2 separate regions of the Mus musculus genome follow, and region 2 is linked to region 1. A link is a contact called in ENCODE Hi-C or POLR2A ChIA-PET data. All regions are on one chromosome and are shown on one strand. Each heading gives the region's core, a stretch centred on a gene start or an enhancer-like site at or near the end of the contact. The rest is flanking DNA. Distances are from core to core; before and after follow the strand shown. Region 1 overlaps Vgll4 (vestigial like family member 4). Region 2 holds the start of Vgll4 (vestigial like family member 4).

What was found. A loop is a pair of places that touch in the nucleus more often than their neighbours do. ChIA-PET counts read pairs that join two places held with the same protein, here RNA polymerase II (POLR2A).
Region 2: a loop to region 1 is called in a map of left cerebral cortex, with 3 times the contacts of the local background. The contact joins the promoter of Vgll4 here to the enhancer-like site in region 1. A Hi-C loop is called at or near these places in 20 of 37 maps with a recorded cell type or tissue (T-helper 17 cell, T-helper 2 cell, adrenal gland and 5 more). POLR2A ChIA-PET finds 5 or more read pairs at or near these places in 3 of 5 experiments (Patski and embryonic stem cell).

Annotation. Positions count from the first base shown.
Region 1 is chr6:114,877,004-114,881,817 of GRCm38, forward strand. All of the region lies in intron 2 of Vgll4 (vestigial like family member 4), which reads right to left. Among named protein-coding and RNA genes, the nearest start is that of Vgll4, 42 kb to the right of the region's middle. Within about 2 kb of position 2,273, at least 1 of the 3 ENCODE cell types and tissues checked has a DNase peak (open chromatin) inside an H3K27ac peak, as active enhancers do; it is heart, where a contact is called at or near this core.
Region 2 is chr6:114,919,412-114,924,225 of GRCm38, forward strand. Vgll4 (vestigial like family member 4) reads right to left here and starts at 2,410. Exons shown (of 5, transcript NM_177683.3): 1 at 1,906-2,410. The coding sequence starts at 1,987.

The DNA.
Region 1 (4,814 bases), core at 1,023-3,522:
CAGATGCAATCGCTAAAGAAAGGAAAGTTGAGGAGGACTGAGGGAATCTCGGAAGAAATGCCCCCGTCCCTGCCCCCTCCCAGCACTGGGGAGCATGCTCACAAATTACATATTATAGCCCCACGAAAGAAATATGACAAACAAGCCCAAAGTCCTGAGACCATGCAAAGGCTGGTGGTATAGCTCAGGTGGTAAGACACTTGCCCAGCATGAATGAAGCCTGTTGGGGTCTCAATCCACAGACCCCAACACTAGGGAGATGAAGGCAGAAGGATCAGAAGTCACCCTTGACAACATAGTGAATTTGAGGCCAGTTTCTTCTCTGGAGGAGGAGGAGGAGGAGGAGGAGGAGGAGGAGGAGGAGGAGGAGTCGTCGTCGTCATATCAGTTACCTATCAAGTGTGCTGCTGCTGCTGTTGGAAATTCAAAATCTCCAGTACACACATGCACACATTTCCAGCTTTCAGTCTACAGACTCCACCGGAGGGTTGGTTATAGCTCAGATTGTCTAACCAGGTCCCATCTTCAGCAAGGCAGGGACAAAGAAAGGGGGAGGGGGCATTAACCTGAGCTTCAAATGAATTATCAATGAGTAAGCAACTGATGACCACAGGAAAGCAATTCTGATTGGGTCAGGAAGGAAATAAACCTTTGCCATGAATAAATAAAAGCACTGTTTTGGGAGTTTGTTTGCTTGTTTAAGTTAAACTGTCTAACTAGCTGGCCGAACACGGTGGCCTTTGGAGCACTGGTCAAGCTATGGAAAGGTGAGCGAGCCCCCCTAGGACAGAGGTGAGCTGCTGAGTTTACCCTGGCCTCTCAGCATTGCGCCCCCAAACCTGCCTCCTCCTTCAAGACCTCTCTTTTTTTGGTTTTCCCCTGTGCCCCCTTTGAAGCTCAGCCTCCCCCACATGGTGGCCACACACAAGCCCTAAATCCTTTTGTATTATGCAGAGGGTCCCCAGCTTCTCTGCGGTGTAAAGGGAGTGTACACTCAGTAGGAACTGCACTCTGGGTGTTGAATTCTGTTCTCCCCGGCCTGGCCTGGCACTCTGTAGTGACTTCTCAGGCACCTGCAAACCAAAGTGCCCAGCAGCCCTAGTGGCTCTGTTGAGAAGCTAAAACAAGAAGCAGGCGGAGAGCCACATCCTTACTTCACAATGGGTCGGTTGATAGGGATAAGTATCACCCTGGTGTTGATGGACAAGAAGCCCCCGCCATTGGTTCAACAGGAGAGTTCGTGGGCACTGACCCTCTAGGACAATTCTTGGGTCCTACCACCAAACCTTTTCTAGAACAGCTCTCCTATATAAAAATCTCCGAAGCAACATGTTTGTAACTGCATCCTGCCCTTAAAAATTGATTTAAAAAAATGAATAAACTTAAGATCAAGCCTTTTTGGAGAGCTAAAACAAACAAACAAACAAACAAACAAACAAAAAACCAAGCACGAGTCACTCAGCTCCTTGGGTGGGGGAAGGGGCTGAGGCAGAAGCCCTGTGAATCTTAGGCTACTTAGACTACACAGAGACAGACAAGGCAATCTGTAGAAGGCGCCACTGACAGTGAAGAAGGGTCTGACAGACCATCACTATCTACGCACAGTAAACAAAGGTGCTGGGACATGGGGCAGTTACCAGCAGCCTGCTCAAAGGGATAAATGCTTTCCAGAATACAGAGTGTCACCGTGGGGGACGTGGGGATGAGTGGGAAGGGTAAATGCTGGATAGACAAACCACAACAACCCGACTTAAATCTGAGGCTGTGGAATGTATGGAGAGCTCTCTGCCAGGAGCCCTCAAGGATGGCACCACCAGATCTGGCCCGGGTGAGAGCGGAAGACAACTGCATTAAGACGCCATAGTGAAGGTCACAAAGGGGAGTGGGGCCCTGACTTGTGTCAGAGCTGCTTGTCACACAGGCCCACAACTCTCATCTCATGCTTAGTTGGCCTGAAGTGAGGGACGGTGGAGATTTCCATGAATTCTTTTAAAATTTAACCACGGCGTTTCCGTGAAAGTCCAGGGAGGTGCTTACTGGGAAGGGAGTTTGTCGCAACGGGTGCCTCCATCCTTGAAGGTCACACAAGGACCGTGGCTTTTATTCAGTAGTCAAGGAGATACGGCCCATGGATAGACCCAGTGGTGTCTCGCACACAGGCTCTGGAGGAAGACCTGTCGGCCAAGCTTGGCTTGGCACGCCGAGGGGCAGGAGTGAAGGGGCAGCTCCTGGTGGCTCGGAGGGTCCAGTTCTCATCTGCCCCGCTCACAGCTCTGCCTAGAAACACATGACCAAGCATGACCCAAAGCAGGAGGGCGGGAGGGTAAGCAGTGCCTGGCACTGGTCCCGAGCTGCCTGCCACTCAAGCAAATGAACACAGTGAATCTGCTAGAAAGTGGGGCCCTGACGGAGGGGCTGGCGGCAAATGTGAAGGACACCTGGGGACAGACCTGCTAGTCTTCCCAAGATGAGAGTGTCTGTCTAGCCTTTTTTTTTTTAAGATTGCAAAAAGATAATGTGTATGAGTGCTTGCCTGCATGTATGTACATACACATGCATGTATATATATGAACCATGTATATCTATATGTATGTATGGTACGAAGGGAGGCCAGAAAGGGAATATCACATGGCGCTGAGACTTGAACCCTGGTCCTCTGGAGGAATAGTCAGTGCTCTTAACAACCAAGCCATCTCTCCAGCCACACAGACAGCCCTTTCCCTTTTTTTATCTCAGATGTCAGACTGTGTTGCTGATCTGCAACTCCTGAACCACACCAGCACTCTTCACTCTGCCATACACCATCCTTGGTTTCCACACACCTCACGCCTACCCAGCCTGGTGCCAGTAGCAGAAAAAAAAGAAACGTAAATAGAAGGATGAAAAAAAAAAAAGGCATTTTATTCACACAGTAACCCAGGATAAGAGACCAAGCAGGCCCATGATGCAGACTGAGGTGCCTCCACAGGTTCAAGGGGACCCAGGGATTTCTGTTCTGGAAGATGGGGTGCAGGGAAGAGGGGGGACAGGGCAGTTGTAGTTGACTCTGTCCCAGCCTGGAAATGAGCATTATGGCTGCAGAACACAGGAGTTACCCTAGGCAATGCTACCTAAGACAGTACATAACTAACTATGTAAACCAGGCTGGCCTTGAACTCACAAAGATCTGCCTGCCTCTACCTCTGAGTGGTGGGATTAAAATTTAACTCCATCAAAAGGAAGACAGCTTCAAGGTGTGTGTGTGTGTGTGTGTGTGTGTGTGTGTGTGTGTCTCCCCTCCCCCGTTCCATTCTTATTCCAAGAATGGCCTACCCCCAAGGATTATTGGGCATTACACTGGCTATAGAGCTATTGACTGAACAAGGCCCAGCCCTGATAGAGATGAACATCAGAAGGAGCAGAGAAAGGCACACCGTGTTCTAGGAAGACTGTTAACTTGCCATCTCTGGAGGAGGGCCTTCTGAATGGCTCAGGAGACAAGTGAGGCCCTGAGGCAGACTGCAGCCTAGAGACTCAGGGCTGCACAGCGATTTCCTAGAGCTGACCAAGAGCCACAGAGCTAATACTTCAGAAACCTGACCCAGAAAGGAGGTTTGCATGGGGGCAGGGGGTCTACAGTGTGACCCAGGCCAATGCCTATATGGAAAAGAGTCGGCAGAACATGGCAGTGAATACAACATGGAGACGGGGCCAGGAGACAGGAGGTAATTTCTGAGGTAAATAGAAAGCTCTTTATCAACCATGAATATGGAGGAGTGTCACATGGAGAAATTCCTACATGTGTACATGCAAAAGGAGGCAGATCTGTGTGACCTGTGGGTCTTCATCATACATAACAATGAGACTCTCCCATGTATAGAGGCAATGTAAGCCACAGCTTGCATGACATCACTTAGAGGGTCAGTCAATGAGAAGGGTGGAGCCTGGAAGCAGAGATAACAATAAATGCCACACATAGACGCTATCTGTCGCTGGACTCCAAAGCTGGATATGATGTGGTGGCGTGGGGAGGGAGTGCCCTGAAGAAGATTCCATCTCCTTCTCCAGAGGCTGTAGTAGCTCTCAGGAAAGTGGATTAGTTCTCAAGAGCCTCTGCCTTCTGTTTCCTCCTCTGCTCCTCTACTCCACTGACACAGCACACAGACCTCGCCAGAAGCAGCCAAAGATCTTAAGACTTCCATCTCTGGAGCAGTGAGCTATATAAACTTCTTTTTATTGTAAATTAAACAGGTTTAGGTATTTTGTCATAGCAACAGAATCCCTCTTAAAGTTTCTGGATAGCAGGGCATGGTAGCACACACAAATCCCAGCACTTGGAAGACAGAAGTAGACAGATCTCTGTGAGTTCGAAGCCAGCCTGGGTCTTTATAGGGAGTTCCAGAATAGTCAGAGATGCATCCGAAAATCTGTCTTTTTTTTTAAAGGGCACAGGGAGAAGGAAGAAAAATCTTGGGAAGAGTGGCTCCCAAGGTAGAAAGGGGAACACAAAAAGAAGGGTCATAGGAGGATCAGCCAAAAGAGATTCCTTCTGGAGTCATCACAACATGGAATTACAAGTGTCCCCCAAATCTGCCACCTTGTGGGCAGAGCATCAGGGGGAACCTGGCCCAGCTTCCTCAATCTCTCGGCCCTCAGTGGACACCCTGATAGTTCCCTCTGTTAAAGGGGGGCACTCAATAGCCTTGTATCGGGGAATTGACCAGGTACTTCATTTTCCAAGTTAAGCTTCGAGGGTCTGAAAGTTTACAATGGAATTCTGAAATCAACTGCTCGTTATGTCGGGCCACATCTCTGAGAGAAGTTTTGCTCCACAG
Region 2 (4,814 bases), core at 1,160-3,659, 43 kb after region 1:
GGAACTCATAGAGATCCACCTGCCTCTGCCTCCTCTGGGCTGGGATTAAAGGCATGCACCTCCAGGCTTAGCTGTGTTCGCACTGTTTACAGGAGAGAACGCCATGTATGATTGGTACCCATCCTTCCACACAGCCCTCGCAGTGGAGACCAGATGTGTGTGGTGTTTACAGCGAGGAAACCAGAGGACATAAACAACTGGCTCTGAGCACTACTCAGGTTTTGCTGCGCTTTTCTTAATTTCCTGTGTATTTATTTTGGTGTTAGAATAATATTACCTTTCATAATAAGGAAAACAGGAGCAGATGTTTAAACTAAACAGATGATAGCCTGGGATCCCACGCATCCACTCGGCTCTCAGCTTCTAGGTCTGCTCTTCCAAACATCGAAGGAAACAGGACAGCTAACTGTTGGCATTTGTGCTTTCTGTGGAACCACACACCCACCTGGGGGAGCTGCAGAACTTCCTCCTGGGACACAAGGAAGGAACCACTGTCCTAGCAGCCTCTACGTGCCTCACCCGGGCCAGCCAGGCACTCTGTTTTGTTTTTTAAAGATTATTTGTTGACAAAGAAATCACATTAAAAGTTTTGAGCTTTCGATGTGGATTCTTTTTTTCTTTTCTTTTTTTTTTTTTTTTTTTAAAGACAATGCATGAATCCCAGCAGAAATCGCGTCTGGTGGCTTCTGGAGAATCCAGCCTTTGAGACGAGAGGGTTTGGAAGCTGAGAAGCTGAGGTGCTTTTTATATGTAGAGGAAACTTGTCAAAGTAAAGTGATATCTTATTTTTAAAAAGGCAAAACAACAACAAAACCCCTTTAAATGAGATTTTTCCCCCATAAAGTTAATTTTAAAGCAGGCTTGAGAGAGAAAGGGTATGTTTTCAACAACTTAAGAAGCAGATCTTAAACTTTTACACGAACACAACCAACTCTGCTCCCTCTTTTAACTTCTGTTCAAGACAAAGCAGACAACTCTCTAGGATTACTAGGTGAGAGACCCCAGAGCCTGCTGCCCACAGCAGGAAGACACCAGGAAAGACTCCCGGCAGCCCCAGGTCTCTCCCTGCCCGGCCAGTGCCACAACTCAGCCCCATTACCCTGGTCTCAAATCGCACGTAGGTAAGATTCCAAAAGATGGGATTGGGGTTTTCTCCAGAGAAGCTTAACTTACTACAGGGAGTGCCCAGGGGAAGGGGAGGTGATGGGCAAATCTAGGGGTGGGGGTATTTTCCACTTTCTTCAGCCTTCCGGCTGCTTATGGTGTAATTGCCAGGGACTGGGGTTGGAGGGAGCCTGTCTCACTGTCAGCTCTCTGCACAGGAAATGGGGCGGCAGACAAAGAGCCCGGCCTGGGCTCCCTGACACCAGGCCCTGCCAGTCCCACAAACCTCACAGGAAAAAAACCCCTTGATGCCTGAGACAATGGCTCAGGAAAACAACAACTTACTGTGGCTTTCTGCTGTTGTTCCTCTACCACATGAAATTCAGAGCAAGGGTCCACACCGAACACTGTACACGGTGATACGTTTAAAAATAAGTCCCAAGGCCCCTCCCCTCTACTCCAGCACCCACATGTTTAACTTCTCCTTACTTCTGTAAATTCCTACTTATGCATAAAATGCCAACAAAATCAAAAGAGAAAAATCACTTATAATGTAACGATCTTGTCAGACCTTGCTAGTACATCACAAGTAAACTTTTAACAGCGTGTCTCCTCCAGCCCTCCCCGGCTGCCACCCTCCTGCCGGGCAAAAGCGAACTGTCCTGAAATGGTACACAACTCTCTTTCCACTCGCTCCACCATCACAAGAAAGACAAGAAAATGTTCATAAGCCAGTCAAAGCCCCCCTCCAAAGGAGGAGTGGCCATCACAAAAGCAAAGAGTACATTCTAGAACATCTACCTTCATAGCACAGAACGCCGATATTGTTGTTCATCTTGTCCAAGTATTGGTAGTTCAACAGGTCCATCTTCATAAACAGCATTTATCTGTCCGGCTAGCAAAGAAAAACAGTTCTTTGCTTTCACCCCCAAAGAGAAAGTTTCAAAATTCAGTCTTAGCTGAGTAGCTCCAGGCTCTCCTAAAACTTCAGGAAGACAGAGGCCCAGCCTCAGGAGATCAAAACAAAGTATGTAAAAGGTTTTTAAAAATCATACACACACACACACACACACAAAAATCAGACTCAAACAAAACCCGTCAAGGGCTTGTGGAAGGTGTCTGATTGTGTCTTCTATTCGGCTTTAAAAAATCATTTCAGAAGACTTCTCGAGCCCGTCTTGGGGGTTTAAAAAGAAAGCAGTAAAAAAGAAAAACACAAAGCACATTTCTCAGGACAAAGGCACTCTCCCTCACAGCCCGCTGCAAGCTGACTGCACTGACATGCGGGCTATGCTTGGTATGACTCGTATGTAAACCAGCTTCCTCTGCTTTTGGGAGGGGGTAGAGGGCTGCTGTGAGCATGCTCACTGGAGCCTCGGCTCAGGCTCCAGGCGCTGCAGAATTAGCAGGAAGCAGAAAGAGGCGGGGGCAGTGAGGCACAGGGGGTGAGGAGAGCCTTTCCTCCCCGGAGCCAGAGGCCGGCAGAGGCAGAGGCCGAGGAAGTAAACCCCAGCAAGTTTGTGGGTGTTTTGTTTGTGGGGGAGGCTAAGCACAAAGTTTAAAAAAGAAAATCTGCTGTGGAAGCAAAGTACAGGGAATTTAACTTTCCGTGACTTCGTTGCAAGGGCTGGGAATCCAGGGCTTCCACAGGGGTGTGCTCTGTTTGGTACAAGGTTTCTTTGTTTCTTTGTAAGATGGGTTTATTAAGTCCAGGGACACAGCGAGTGTTTACATTTTCTTTTTTTTTTTTTTTTTTTTTTTTTTTTAAAGATTTTATTTATTTATTTATTATATGTAAGTACATTGTAGCTGTCTTCAGGTCTCATTATGGGTGGTTGTGAGCCACCATGTGGTTGCTGGGATTTGAACTCAGGACCTCTGGAAGAACAATCAGTGCTCTTAACCGCTGAGCCATCTCTCCAGCCCGAGTGTTTACATTTTCAAAGTCAATGTTACATGTAACTTCCTTCCTAAACTCTGTAGCTGTACAGATGGACAGGACACCAGAGGCAAATCCGTCCTCAGAAGAGTAAACAGATCTGGGGACAAGTGAGTGGCCTACAGGTCTCTCTCTCCCTCTCTCCCTCCCTCTCTCTCTCTCTCTCTCTCTCTCTCTCTCTCTCTCTCTCTCTGTGTCTGTCTGTCTCTCTCTCTCGCTCTCTCTCTGTCTCTCTGTCTCTCTGTCTCTGTCTCTCTCTCTCTCTCTCTCTCTCTCTCACACACACACACACACACAAACACACACACACACACACACAAACGGGGGAGTGGGGAGCTGGCTGGAGAGGTGGTTCCGAGCACTGGCCACTTTTGCAGAACACTTGAGTTCAGTACCCAGCACTCATAAGCACCTGTAACTCTATTTCCATGGAACCTGACTCCCTCTTCTGGCCTCCATGGGTACCGCATGCAATGACACACAGACATTGGAAAAAAAAAATGTACAAAAAAAAAAAAATACTTTTTAAAAATCTGTTTTCCAAACTCATCTGGGAGGTTGTGACCAATCATGGAAACTTTAAAAATGTTCCAAGTTCAAATCCAGAGCAGTGCTGAGCTTCATCAGCATCATGGAAGAAAGGAAAAGACCTGCTCTAAGTGACTCTGCTGCAGCCTGGCAGAGTGGCACCAGCCTGTAATTCTAGCAGTCGGAATCCGAGGGAGAGGAACTGCCACAAGTTCCAAGACCTCTCTGGGCTACTGTCAGCTCTGTCACACCTTCCCAAGACTTCATTACAGTCACTTATTTTAAGATTGAAGCAATCCCCTACAGATGGAGGGGTACACACAAAACGCTTAGCAACTTCTCCTCCATGACTCAACATCAAATATGATGGTTTGTAGGCAAGGGGACACCAAGCTCAATCCCAGGGACCTATGTGGTAAACGGAAAGAACAAACTCCCCCCAAAGTCAGACGCAGACATGCTCAGCTTCCGTGTCCCCCCCCCCCCCAAAGATGGGGTCTCACTTTAAAGCCCTGGCTGTCCTGGAACTCACTATGTAGATGTGACTGACCTCAGACTCACAGAGATCCGCCTGCCTCTGCCCATCCAGTGCAGGGATTAAAGCTGTGTGCCACCATGCCTGCTCAGACACGCTCAGCTTTAAATGGCTGGCTGTTTTCATATTTCTCCACAATGCTCATCAACCCACGAGGGGTGTTTTCCTGATGCAATGAAGGTGAAGGAGGAAGCTCTCCACTTTAAAGTGAAAAGGCAAGATAATAATCCCTGGGAAGATATATGTCCTTTTTTTAAAGAGCTATTTTTATTTTTAATTATGTGTATAGAGTGGAGGCTGTGCATGTGACGCAGGTACCTACAGAGTCCAGAAGAGTTCTTGGAACCCCTGGAGCTAGAGTTACAGACAGCGATGAGCTGCCCAATGTGGCAGCTGGGAACGGAACTAGGATCCTCCGTAAGAGCAGAACGTGTTACAAACCACTCTGTTGTCCCTTCAGCTCCTATGCATCTTGTTGGTGATGGTGATTTTGTTTTTAAGACTGGGTCTCGCTTTATAGTCAAGGTTGGCTTAAACTCATGATTCACCTGCCTCTGCATTGCTGATATCAAGACTACAACCCCCACAGTCAGCTAATGGATGGATCACAGGGCTCCCAATGGAGGAGCTAGAGAAAGTACCCAAGGAGCTAAAGGGATCTGCAACCCTATAGGTGGATCAACATTATGAACTAACCAGTACCCCGGA